2 separate regions of the Mus musculus genome follow, and region 1 is linked to region 2. Evidence: chromatin contacts called from ENCODE Hi-C data. All regions are on one chromosome and are shown on one strand. The core of a region is the stretch at or near the end of the contact, and the rest is flanking DNA. Distances in the headings are between cores, read along the strand shown. Region 1 holds the start of Adcy2 (adenylate cyclase 2). Region 2 overlaps Adcy2 (adenylate cyclase 2).

The links. A loop is a pair of places that touch in the nucleus more often than their neighbours do.
Region 1: a loop to region 2 is called in a map of left cerebral cortex, with 2.4 times the contacts of the local background. The contact joins the promoter of Adcy2 here to the enhancer-like site in region 2. A Hi-C loop is called at or near these places in 3 of 37 maps with a recorded cell type or tissue (gastrocnemius and left cerebral cortex).

The regions. Positions count from the first base shown.
Region 1 is chr13:68,995,549-69,001,081 of GRCm38, reverse strand. It overlaps Adcy2 (adenylate cyclase 2), which reads left to right and starts at 1,541. Exons shown (of 25, transcript NM_153534.2): 1 at 1,541-2,008. The coding sequence starts at 1,787. It overlaps Gm35161 (a long non-coding RNA gene), which reads right to left and starts at 1,537. Exons shown (of 5, transcript XR_873632.3): 1 at 417-1,537.
Region 2 is chr13:68,929,025-68,934,495 of GRCm38, reverse strand. The region is part of intron 2 of Adcy2 (adenylate cyclase 2); the gene reads left to right. Among named protein-coding and RNA genes, the nearest start is that of Adcy2, 68 kb to the left of the region's middle. Within about 2 kb of position 3,027, at least 1 of the 3 ENCODE cell types and tissues checked has a DNase peak (open chromatin) inside an H3K27ac peak, as active enhancers do; it is left cerebral cortex, where a contact is called at or near this core.

The DNA of each region.
Region 1 (5,533 bases), core at 292-2,791, 68 kb before region 2:
ATGTCTAAACACCTATACAACCTTAAAATTTATGGTTGCTGGTTCAGAAGAAAGGGCCCAGTCAATCAGAGGGTTTGAGCCTGCAGGAGAAGTTGAGGCTCCATAGAAATGTCTGGTAAAGGGTGAGGTTTTGTTTATCAGAGGTCAAGCAGGGCAGGGAGGCTCCATGACAAGCTTGGTTTCACTATTAGGGATCCATCGTGATTTCCTCCAGGACTGGGTGAGGAAAGCTGGGATGTCCTGGATTTCAAGTCAACTCTCCCATTAACTCCATCCTTGCCCTCTATCGAGGTTGAGAACACAGCTGTGTCTTCACTCTCTGGGTCCAAAAATAAAATCCCTGGAAATCCCTGGGTCTGAGACTCTGTGCATGGCCTAGGTCCAGCATTTGAGAGTCACACAGTTATTCAGCTTACCTGTTCATGCTGGCTGGCTTGCAACTCAGGTAGGCAGGCTGCTGTCAGGGAACATGCAAAGGTCTAAGGCAGTTCCGGGCTGACAGAGAATGTGGAATAGCTCTTGAGGCGGTGTTGTGTTTTGGACTCCTTAGAAAATGATTTGGGGGAGAAAAATGGCTTGTGGGTTCTTTGGATGGAAGGACAGGAAAATAGGAACCTTCTAGAAGCAGTCTTTTGAAGGTCAGTGGTTAGTCCTGTCATCTAGAAAGAACAAAGGTTGAGGTCACAACCACGAAATGCCTGCCCAGCCTGTCCACGAGGATCTAGCTAGGTCTGTCATGCTTCGTGCATTTGGTCCCCGAGAGTGTCAAGCGGCATGGGATGAGTGATTCCCAAGCCAACCTTGCCCACAGAGGATGATTCTCATTCCTTGCTCCAACTTCTGTGCCATCCCTGTCTGACTGAAAGGGTTCTGGGGAGATCTGCGATGCCAAACACAGAGGTCCATAGGGTACTTCTAAGGCGCGGAGAGCAAAGGCAGAGAAAAGGAGAGGCCCGCTGCCTGAGGACCACAGGTGTCTCCAGTCACTGTGTAATTGAGTTCGTGGGGGCCATTCTTTCAAAAGGACTCCCACAAGTCCTGGAGGGTCCTAACTCCTGCTCTGTACTGGGAGTCAAATTACAATAGAGAAAGTGAGAAAGAAGCCACATTTTGCTAAGTAGGCATACTAAAGAGGGGTGGTCAGGGATATGGGACCCCCTCTCCAGGCTGGGGGGTATTAAAGCATGGCAGCCTTTTACACTGCTGCCTTGTGAGATCATGGAGAGGCAGTGGGGACTCTGGCAGTCAGGTGGGAGACTCCAGGAGCCCAACAGTAGCCCTCAGGCTGTTCTCTGCTGTAGTGGAGAACAAGGCTGAAGCCCCAATCTGCCTGGCTGGAGTCCAAAAGCGAGAGGAGGAGGCGCCCCACTGTGCAGCCTGCGACAGGCTGGAGGGCAAGGACTCGGTCTGAAGCTTTCTCTGGAGCCCAGCCTGGCCGTCGGGGGGCGGTGGTGGGCGCGGGCCGGCGCCGCCCCTGCGCGGAGGCCGGTGCGCTGCGCGCGGGGTGGGGCGAGGCGGGCCGAGGGGCCGGGTGGCTCCCGCCCTCGCGAGCGGTGGTGGCGGCGGCGGCGCCCGGGAGCTGCCCTGAGGCCGCCCCCGGCCCCCGCCCGCGCGTCAGCGCGCCCAGCCCGGGGCTCCGAGCTCCGCCCGCGCCCGAGGCCCCTGAGCACAGCTCCGGGCGGGCAGCCGGCGGGTCGCGAAGCGCGGGGGCGGCAGGCGGTAGGTGACCACAGAGCGGCGCTGCCCGGGCAGGGCGCGCACAGCGGGCGCCCCGCGAGCCGCCCCGATGTGGCAGGAGGCGATGCGGCGGCGCCGCTACCTGCGGGACCGCGCCGAGGCGGCGGCAGCAGCGGCGGCGGGCGGCGGCGAGGGGCTGCAGCGGTCCCGGGACTGGCTCTACGAGTCCTACTACTGCATGAGCCAGCAGCACCCTCTCATCGTCTTCCTGCTGCTCATCGTCATGGGCGCCTGCCTCGCCCTGCTCGCCGTCTTCTTCGCGCTCGGGCTGGTGAGTGGCCTCCCCGTGGCTCCGAGGGGACCGCGCAGGCGACCGTGTCCCGCCCCAGGCTGCTCCTCACCCCTGTGCCCTGCCCGAGGCCGGCCTGGCTAGGGCGAGAGCTGTGGACAGAGGAAAAGTTTCCTTGGAAGGCTTTGCCCAAAATAAAGTTGCCAGGGCTTGCTCCAGGTGGACGGGCAGGGCGTGTGGGTTCAGCATCTCTGCGCCCCGTGGCCAACTCTGCGCTTTCTCCCGGCGCCGCTGCCCGCAGCAGAGGCAGTCCTCAGGCTTCCTTGGCGCGCTAGCTGCCTCCCATCCCTGTCCGCGGAACGCCCCCGGCTCTCCTCTCTGAGTTTGGTCTGGGCATCATTTAACTCTTAAAAAACAAGGTGCTTTGGGAAAGCAGTTCATGACAGCGAAAATGAAAACCAGATAATGTTGTGCATCTTGGCTTTTGAATCTTTTCGTGTTTAGCCATGTAGAGAGAAAGTGATGGAGTGTTGAGCAGATGCCCAAGCCTCATCTCCAGAGACTATAAGTGAGCTAAAAATGGAAGGGACCCTCGCTGCTTTCCCCTTTTTAGAGAAGTGCAGGACTCGATCATGGTTCCCTGCTGATGGTTAAAGCATGTTTTCACGGCTAGAAGCATTAACGCAGCTCAATAGCTGATGTCAGTTTTTCTGGTTCATAATTTTCAGTCAGGAATCTCAGGCTGGCTCCCTGGAGCCCTGTAAGGAAATCTGTAGATGGCGGTAACTTCCTCTTAGCGCTCCCTTCTCTTCAGTGTGGTTCAAACTTTTCCCCCTGACCATGATTTGCCTGTGCAGACTGTCTTGTCCGAGGCCTGGATCAGCTCGTGAGTTGTGTGGTTAGAGGATAATGCGGGATGTTTCTGCTGAACGGTGTTCCCAGAGCTTAGAATGTAAAGACATGCCTGTTTTCACCAGTCTCAAGCAGATTCAGCTCACGCTGCCTCAAGGACACAGAAACTCTGTTAGGTATTTGACAATTCGTTTTATATATCCGAACCATATGGCGCTCACATTATGAATCGGGAGGAAAAAGTTTCAGTCACGGTACAATTTTTTAAATGTCCCCCACGAGCGTGGGTCCTGTTTTCTGATTGAGTTCCATGAGGTAAGGAAAGATAATCCAACGTGGCAGACTATGACGTCACTGGCCCTCTCCAGTAGCAGGCCAAGCAGGGAGCTCCTTTGATCCTGGTAGCCTAGGTGTGAGAAGACGACAGCCCCACCCCTGCCGCACTTGCTTGTCCCTACTTATAAGACCAAAAAGAACTTAAAGAGAGATTTGGGGAAGGGGGGCGGGATCACGGGCGGGGCCAACAGTCTTTAAAGACCTCACCTCACTTTCACATTGCTGGCAAGAAAACATCACAGTTGTCCTTTGGAAACGTGTTCCTCCTAAGTGTTTCTGTTTGTGAGTAATTCAAATCCTTCTGGCTGGTTCCTTCCTAAACGGAGAGGAGCAGGTGATGGCCTATTTATAGTGCCATTAGTCTAGGGAGACAAGTGCGAAGTTCGTGTTCCCCAGGCACACTACTTTGTTTTCCAGGTTAGAACGCTCCAACTTCAACCACGTTGAATTAGGTACTCTTGAATGGGTCCGTGAGAAATTCATGCCAGGAGAACTTAAGGGACTTAAGGCTCCCTTTTCTAAGTTGCCTTTGTTCTTCCCATTTGTCCCTAAAGAGTCTCTTTTATGTTCTGTTTTGCTTAGTTGAAATGTTGGAAAGATAGCCTTTAAAAAGTCTTTGAAACCTTCATAGATAAATACCATATACAATGTATTTAATCACATCCGACTTCACTCCACTCCCTCAATCTCTCCAGAGTCTATCTCCCTCTCTTCTTTAATACCAAAAGACAAAGCAAAACAAAATAACAAAAACCTGGGGTCCATTTGTGCCGTCCATGTGTGCATAGCAGTGAGATTATACATTGGTGCATGGGAAACCACCCTTTCTTGCAGAAGCCATCAGCAGCCAACAGCTCTTCTGCTAGGGCTAGGGCCTCATGCCATTTTAAGGGGCATCATTGTATTTCCTTAGTATGCTCATCATTTCCACACCTGTCTTCATTCAGCTAAATCATTGTAACCAGAGTTGGTATTTCCTTAACTTGGCTGTCACCCAGAGCAAGATCCACACACGACATGAAATGGAGTCTGTTCCTCCATGCTCCTGGTTGGCTTCGTGCCCACTATGTAAATTTTCAGTGTAAACTGCAGACATGTTCCAGGGAGGATGCCTGGATCTAGTCCAAAGGTTACCTTCTGGTGAGGAACAGGGCTCCAGCGTTCTATGAAAGGAGAAAGGCCTGAGGGATGTGGGCACTGTCTTCCAATACCTCAACACAGGAGCAGAGACTGTGTGACCCCTAGGTTCACAAAGACTTATCTCTCTTTTGTTTCTTGAAAAATTGTAGGCAGTATCTCCACTTTCAAACAGGACCCCCCCCCACCCCGTCCAGATCTTCAAAGACAGTTAAGGTAGGAGCACCAGAGATGTGGTTAAGTTAGATGTGGTTGAGTTAGAGCCATGCTTATGTGGATGGAGATGCGGTCTTACTTCAGACTGAGCAGGCATTGACTTCTGAGGGGTCTCATCTTGGAGCACCCTCTGGAATAGCTAAACCCTCATGTGATTCAACAGTGAAATAGATCTAGGATTTTTTTTCTGCCTAAACTCTTGGATAGTTTCTTTCATTCCCATGCATCTGTCTGGTTTTGATTTCCGTCTCTCTTTCATGAGTTCTCACAGTGACAAAACGGGTGACAGTTTTCTTATACACAGCTCCTATCTTCTAGTAGATTTGGGTCACAAAATGATCCCAGGGTATTCCAAGTACATGGAAATCTTCCTGCTTTCTTTATGTGAGTTGGTCTTGGATTTATATTCAAAATGAAAAGGGTGGGGGACTAGGGATATAGCTTAGTAGGTGAAAGACTTGCGCAGCAAGGAAGCTCTGGGTGGTTCCAACCACAACACCATATTCAACAGTCATTGAGTTATATTCCTGGAATCCAGGGCTGCAGACATGAGGAAGAGTATCAGGAAATACAAGGTCATTCTCAGTGCACTGTGAGTCCCAGGTTAGTGTGAGCTACAGGAAGCCTTGTATCAAGGTATAAATGAAAGTAAATAAAGAGGGAAAATAATCATGTCTTTTGATTTAGTATTGTCTTAATTGACACTTAAACTTTTATATCACCTGATTTCAAACTGTGGTCCATTTATGGTTCTCTCATTCTGACCCTAACATTACTGGTCTTTGATGTATTTTCATTATTTCATAAAAATAAAGGTGACTTGAAACTCAACAGTATTGTATAATTGCTTGTTTTCAGTCTAAAAGCCTAAACATGAGGTTAAATGTCATTCTTGCTAAGACTTATTCTAAGATGACAAATAAAATAGAGCAATTCTTGGGATAGCTTGTATATATACATTCTGTTGATAACATGAACACTCTTTCTTTGCTTGCTGGTGAAATTTTCAATAAAAAAAACTGATTT
Region 2 (5,471 bases), core at 1,778-4,277:
ACCAGAACACCTAAACCATTTTGCTGTGTGAGCCCAAATGAGGCGTGTGGGGGTGGGGATGGGGCAAATTACTTCTGCTGGATAATGCCCACTGTAGGGCAGTTCGAACCATTTCTGACACCACCTCAGATTTAAATGTGTTTACAATCCAAAAATTTGTCACAGTCTGGGAGAGGATGCAAGAGAGTGGCACCTGAATGACACTGCTCCTGAGCCACCCTTAACCAAGAAGGTACCTGCAGTTGCCATTACCTTGCAAGGGAAAAAGAGTTGTCTCCAATGGAGTCTCCCTGGGTATATTAACCACACAGTATTAACATAAGGGCAAGCCCCATGCCAAGCAGGAAATTGCAAACACAAAAGAAACTCAGTGGTATCTCTGTAGACTTTTTTCCCCCACATATTGCTTTGCTTGGGCTTTGTTTGTTTGTTTGACTGATTTTTGTTTTGTTGTTTGTTTTATTGTTCTTGATCCCTGTGGGTGATAGTGCACTTCCCAAGGTCATCTCCTGAAGGTCACTGTCAGCTTCCAATACAGCAGGAACTGATGGTCATTGTTATCTCTTCTTTTATTATTCCTCATTATGGGTCCTCTTCTCTCCCCAAAACTTAGATAGATGTGACTACAAACCCACTTGAAAGGCTTATAAGTCTAAAAGAAAGACAGGCACCTTCAAGTAATGTTTTAAAGTAATCTACCTGTTAGTGAAAGTTAGAGGAATGTCAAAAAATATCAATGTTCTTGATATATAGAGAACTTTTATTCAGTTTGGTAAAAATGTTGAAACCCCCAAAGAAGAAGAAATAGTCATGAATGTATAATTTACAGGACAAATAATATGTGAAAATATTAAGATTATTCTCACTAGTAACAAATAAATTCACAGAGGTGCACACTTGTACTGTCCCTGGGCCATGAGCTAGCACATAGCCACCGAAAGGATTTTGCCACTTTTCTTCCTTAAGTCTTAAAATGCACATTTATTTTGACACATCAGCTCCACATCTGGTGAAGTGTAAGGAGAACATAATTACATAAATGTGCAAGATGTGTCACTGAGACTTGGTAGAAACATTCCATGGCTCAGAAATGCCAGATTAAAAATACTCCTCCTGTGCTACATTAGCAATTGCTGGAGAGATTTACTGCTATCATCCTTGTGATGCATCATTAAAATAATATGCATAGCAGAACTCCATTCTGCTCACAATAGGAAAGAGGCAGCAAGGTAAATGTCCCAGTGACAACAGGAGAGTTGTTGGGTATGGTTGTCAGAGAGATTGATGGCACTCTTTTTATCTTAATCACTTGTGATGTCCTTAATAAACCTTTATTAGTATGGACGTGGAATGATGAATGAAAAAAATGAAACATTCTTATTTGTTAAGGAAGTTATGTCATTAATGTTCTTATATTATGTTTTATAATTTTATACATGAGTACCATATTTATAGCATTTCTATTCCACCCTCTTAACCCAACTCCTTTGTCCTACCACTCTTTCATGACTTCTTCTTTAATTATTGTTGATATATATGTGCGTAAATATATGTATATGTATACACACACATATGTATATACCTACAGAGCTAATTAGTGTTTCTTATATGTGTATGTGTTTAGCGCTGACCACAAGAGATTGGGTAACCTATCAGAGGGCCCATATAATGAATGTTCTAAATGTAGAAATACCAGAAAATACATGATTTTTTTTTATTAACAATACACTAAGTAAGTGAAATTTTGAGTTACTAGGTACTATTTTCTCTATGAAAGTGAACATGCTCGGATTTTATCTCTTGACACGGGACTATATTAATTTGTTTAATTCTAAAATGTCTAACTTTATATTAATATGAATAAACATATATATGAATATACACATTCATATTGATATATATTCTACAAAACTTAGCATAAATAAACACATCTACACATTGCCCTGTGCTGTGGAACAATGTTTCAGTCAACAATAGACCCTGCATCTGGCAGTGGTTGCATAAGATTACAATATAGCAAAGAATCTGTCCTGTGCACTGATCCTAACACATGTGGTAGTCACATGTTTCACATGTTTCTCGGGCTGCTGGTGTTAGCAGACCTACAAGGCTGATTGCCCTATAAAAACACAGTAATTTTAGCAGTACCTCCCACTTAACAGTAAAAAGAAATGACTATTACTAGGTTATGCACTTCCTAAGCTGTATGTTTCTGTCATTTAAAGTCAATCCCCATTAATAAAGTATGGGGAAATCAATGTGGTTTTACTCAAACAGCAGCCCAGTTTGTCTCCTGTTCACTGGCCCCTGGGACAAATCCTCAGACCATGCTCTGTGATGACCATGTATGTCTAGTTTGGCATACATGGTCGCAGGACATTTCTCAGAACTTTTCCCATCACTAAGTGATCCATGACTGAGCACACATGCTTGTCTGAGTTCTCTGATGTATCCCCGGGACTTGTTTTATAAACTCTCTGTGTAGTTTTCCAATGATATTTTTAAAAAGAACTGTAAGAGAAGTTTGGCGGGGGGGGGGGGGGGTTGGGAGGTGGGAGGGTGGGGGTGGGAAGCTCTATGGAAAAAGCCAAGAGTTTCAGACAATATTTGGGGAAGGGCAGCACCCTCTTTTGCAGCAGCTGGCAGCCATGTGAGCAATTCCAAATGTCTCTCACACCTCCAGTCAGATTGTTACTGTGGGAACAGACCTCGGTTTTTGTGAAGATGGGGGAAGCAGGCCTGCAGAACCACGCTCAGTCTTGCCTCGGTGCAACACTGATCCTTCTTTGCGCGTTCCAACATGGGAAAGAAATTTTATATTAAAAAAGTCTTAGAGTATATATTAACCCTGTAACAAACCTACTTGACAATGTAGATGTTAGATGTGACTTGAGAGAAAGAGACAATACTGAGTGGCGTGGGGTCCGAAGAGGGGCGTGCCACACTAAAGCTGCGTTCCTATGGAGGGGAGGGCTGCTTGGGGAGGGTTAAGTTCTTTGAAGAGAATAGTTTGGCCTCATGGTATGCAAGATGGCATGTTGCTGGGAACTAGGACACAGAAGTTGGCATGGGCCGTGGGCACAGGCTTTTTATAGGTAATTCTGGAGTGTTTAGTGTATGGGGGCAAAATAAGTTCTGCTCCGCAGGATGCTCTGGGGTGATATGGATGACATCCTGGATACGGGCCCTGGTATGAAAGCAGCGTGCATTGAGGCTGCGGTTCCAAAAAGAAAGAGCATCTACCCACGTGACCTTGCTCGCTCATCGCTAGGCTTCTTTCTCCAACATACAGGGTTTGACGCCATGGGGCTCTGGCTTCTCTGCATCAGCGATTCTGAGCCTTACCTCTCACCCTGCCATGTTCTCAGAGAAGCTGTCTCTGGAATGACCCCTTCACAGTCAGACCACCACACACAGGCATGAAGAAGGGCATTCAGGGCCCTATGCTTGACACCATCAATGTGCCTGTTCCTTCCATGGTCTCATTAGTGTTGCACAAACCAAGTCTTTGCTGAGCGATTGTTTAAAGGAAGCCTACCCTTTTAGAATGGAAACCTCCTCTTTTTCTGCTCAGATCCTGATGGGGTCTCCCCGTTAGGTATCGTCTTTTGTAGACGATAATGAGACACATGGGGCGCGGGGGTTGGGGGTTGTCCTTTCCCTGAACACGGCCTCTAAATAGCAAGTCAGAGCCTTTGTTTCCCTCGGAAGACAAAATCTTTGTTTCCAGTTCTGCAGTGAGACAAGGGACATGACTGGCCTGGAGTCGTGGTCCTGCAGTGAGACAGGGGACATGACTGGCCTGGAGTCGCGGTCCTGCAGTGAGACAGGGGACATGACTGGCCTGGAGTCGCGGTCCTGCAGTGAGACAGGGGACATGACTGGCCTGGAGTCGTGGTCCTGCAGTGAGACAGGGGACATGACTGGCCTGGAGTCGTGGTCCTGCAGTGAGACAGGGGACATGACTGGCCTGGAGTCGCGGTCCTGGGATGGGGCAGAGCTTATTCTGCCTCTGAGAACAACCCATCCAGTATGAGACCATTTTCTAAATGGTGATTTCAGTCATAATTCAAATTGATTCCCATCTTTGATTTCAGAACTGAAATATGCAGCCCCGTGTAACGAATTTAAACTGTTTATTTAGATAGGCTTTTATTGGAAAACTGTAAGTGGTGTGGGTGAAAACTTGTGTATACAAAACACATCATTTAAAAAGCGTTTTAGAATTTTAGTCTCTCCTGAAAACAACATTGGGATATTAATAAGCTAGTCTGTAGGTGGCTCTGCCAGGATTTCTATAAGGTGTATAAGTGACATTGGGTTGCTCTGTGCCTCCCACTGTCCTGTGGGAATGCTTTGTTTCCCCACCCCCTGATTATGGCCATGTGTTTTCCAGCTCAGCTTGCCTCTGGAATTTCTGCCCCCACTGTGTTTCTCCTTCCGTTCTCCATGCTTTGAGTCCAACCTGTTTAAAAACCTCACTGTTGTGAAGATTTTTGGAAGGATTTTCTGCAGTATACCAGAGGAGTATAATATTGAAAGTGAAGTTTCAGTAAGGCCTGCCCTCAACCCCCACCCGAGGGATTTTTCTTCTCAAGCCTCCTACTAAGAAGCCAGGAGTCCTGGCATCTGTTCACCCAGGGCCACAAAGACCTTGTGGAGGCCCCGTTCTCACTGCCACAACACTTAAAGAAGCTACCTGAGAGAGGAGGGTTCACTTGGCTCGTAATTCCAGTGTAACTCCCATCACGGCCCAGAAAGACATGACAGCACAGGCTTGAAGGCTTGTGGCAGCATGAGGCCATTTGTCACATTGGATGGCAGATAAGAACCAGAGAATGAAGGTAGGAAGCCCAACCCTAATGGTGAGCCATCACCAGCCCTATCCTACATCCCAGAGTTTCAACAACCTTCCCTAACAATACTGCATCTCGAGACCAAGTGTTCAAAGATGAGTTTGCAGGGAACATTTATCATTCAAACCTTAGCTGTCCTTTTCAGGTATTGCCTTTAACACAAAGATTCTTGGAGGGAACCAAGCTCTCACTCTGCCCCCTAAATTTATCTGGCGGCCAAACCTGTGACTGAAGCTCCAGAAAGGTTCACCATGACCTTCTGTGATGAATGAGCTTCTCAGAGAAAGCTCTATCCAAAAGAACTAAGCAACTAAGGAATGCCTGGAGTAGGAGAAATAGCCTTCCCCAGGAAAGAGCACACCAACTGGTTATCCAGTAACAAATGGTCAGCCCCCAAATGGTCAGTGTATGTATGTATGTGATGTGTGTGTGTGTGTATATATATATATATATATATGCACTAGGAACACTATACAGACAGTTAATGAAAAAAAATCCATGTATCTGAAAGATAATAAGAAGGGATATATAGGAGGACTTAAAGGTTGGAAAGAGAGAATGATAGAATTATTCTGTAATCTAAAATAGTTTTTTTTAAAGACAAAACCAATTAGC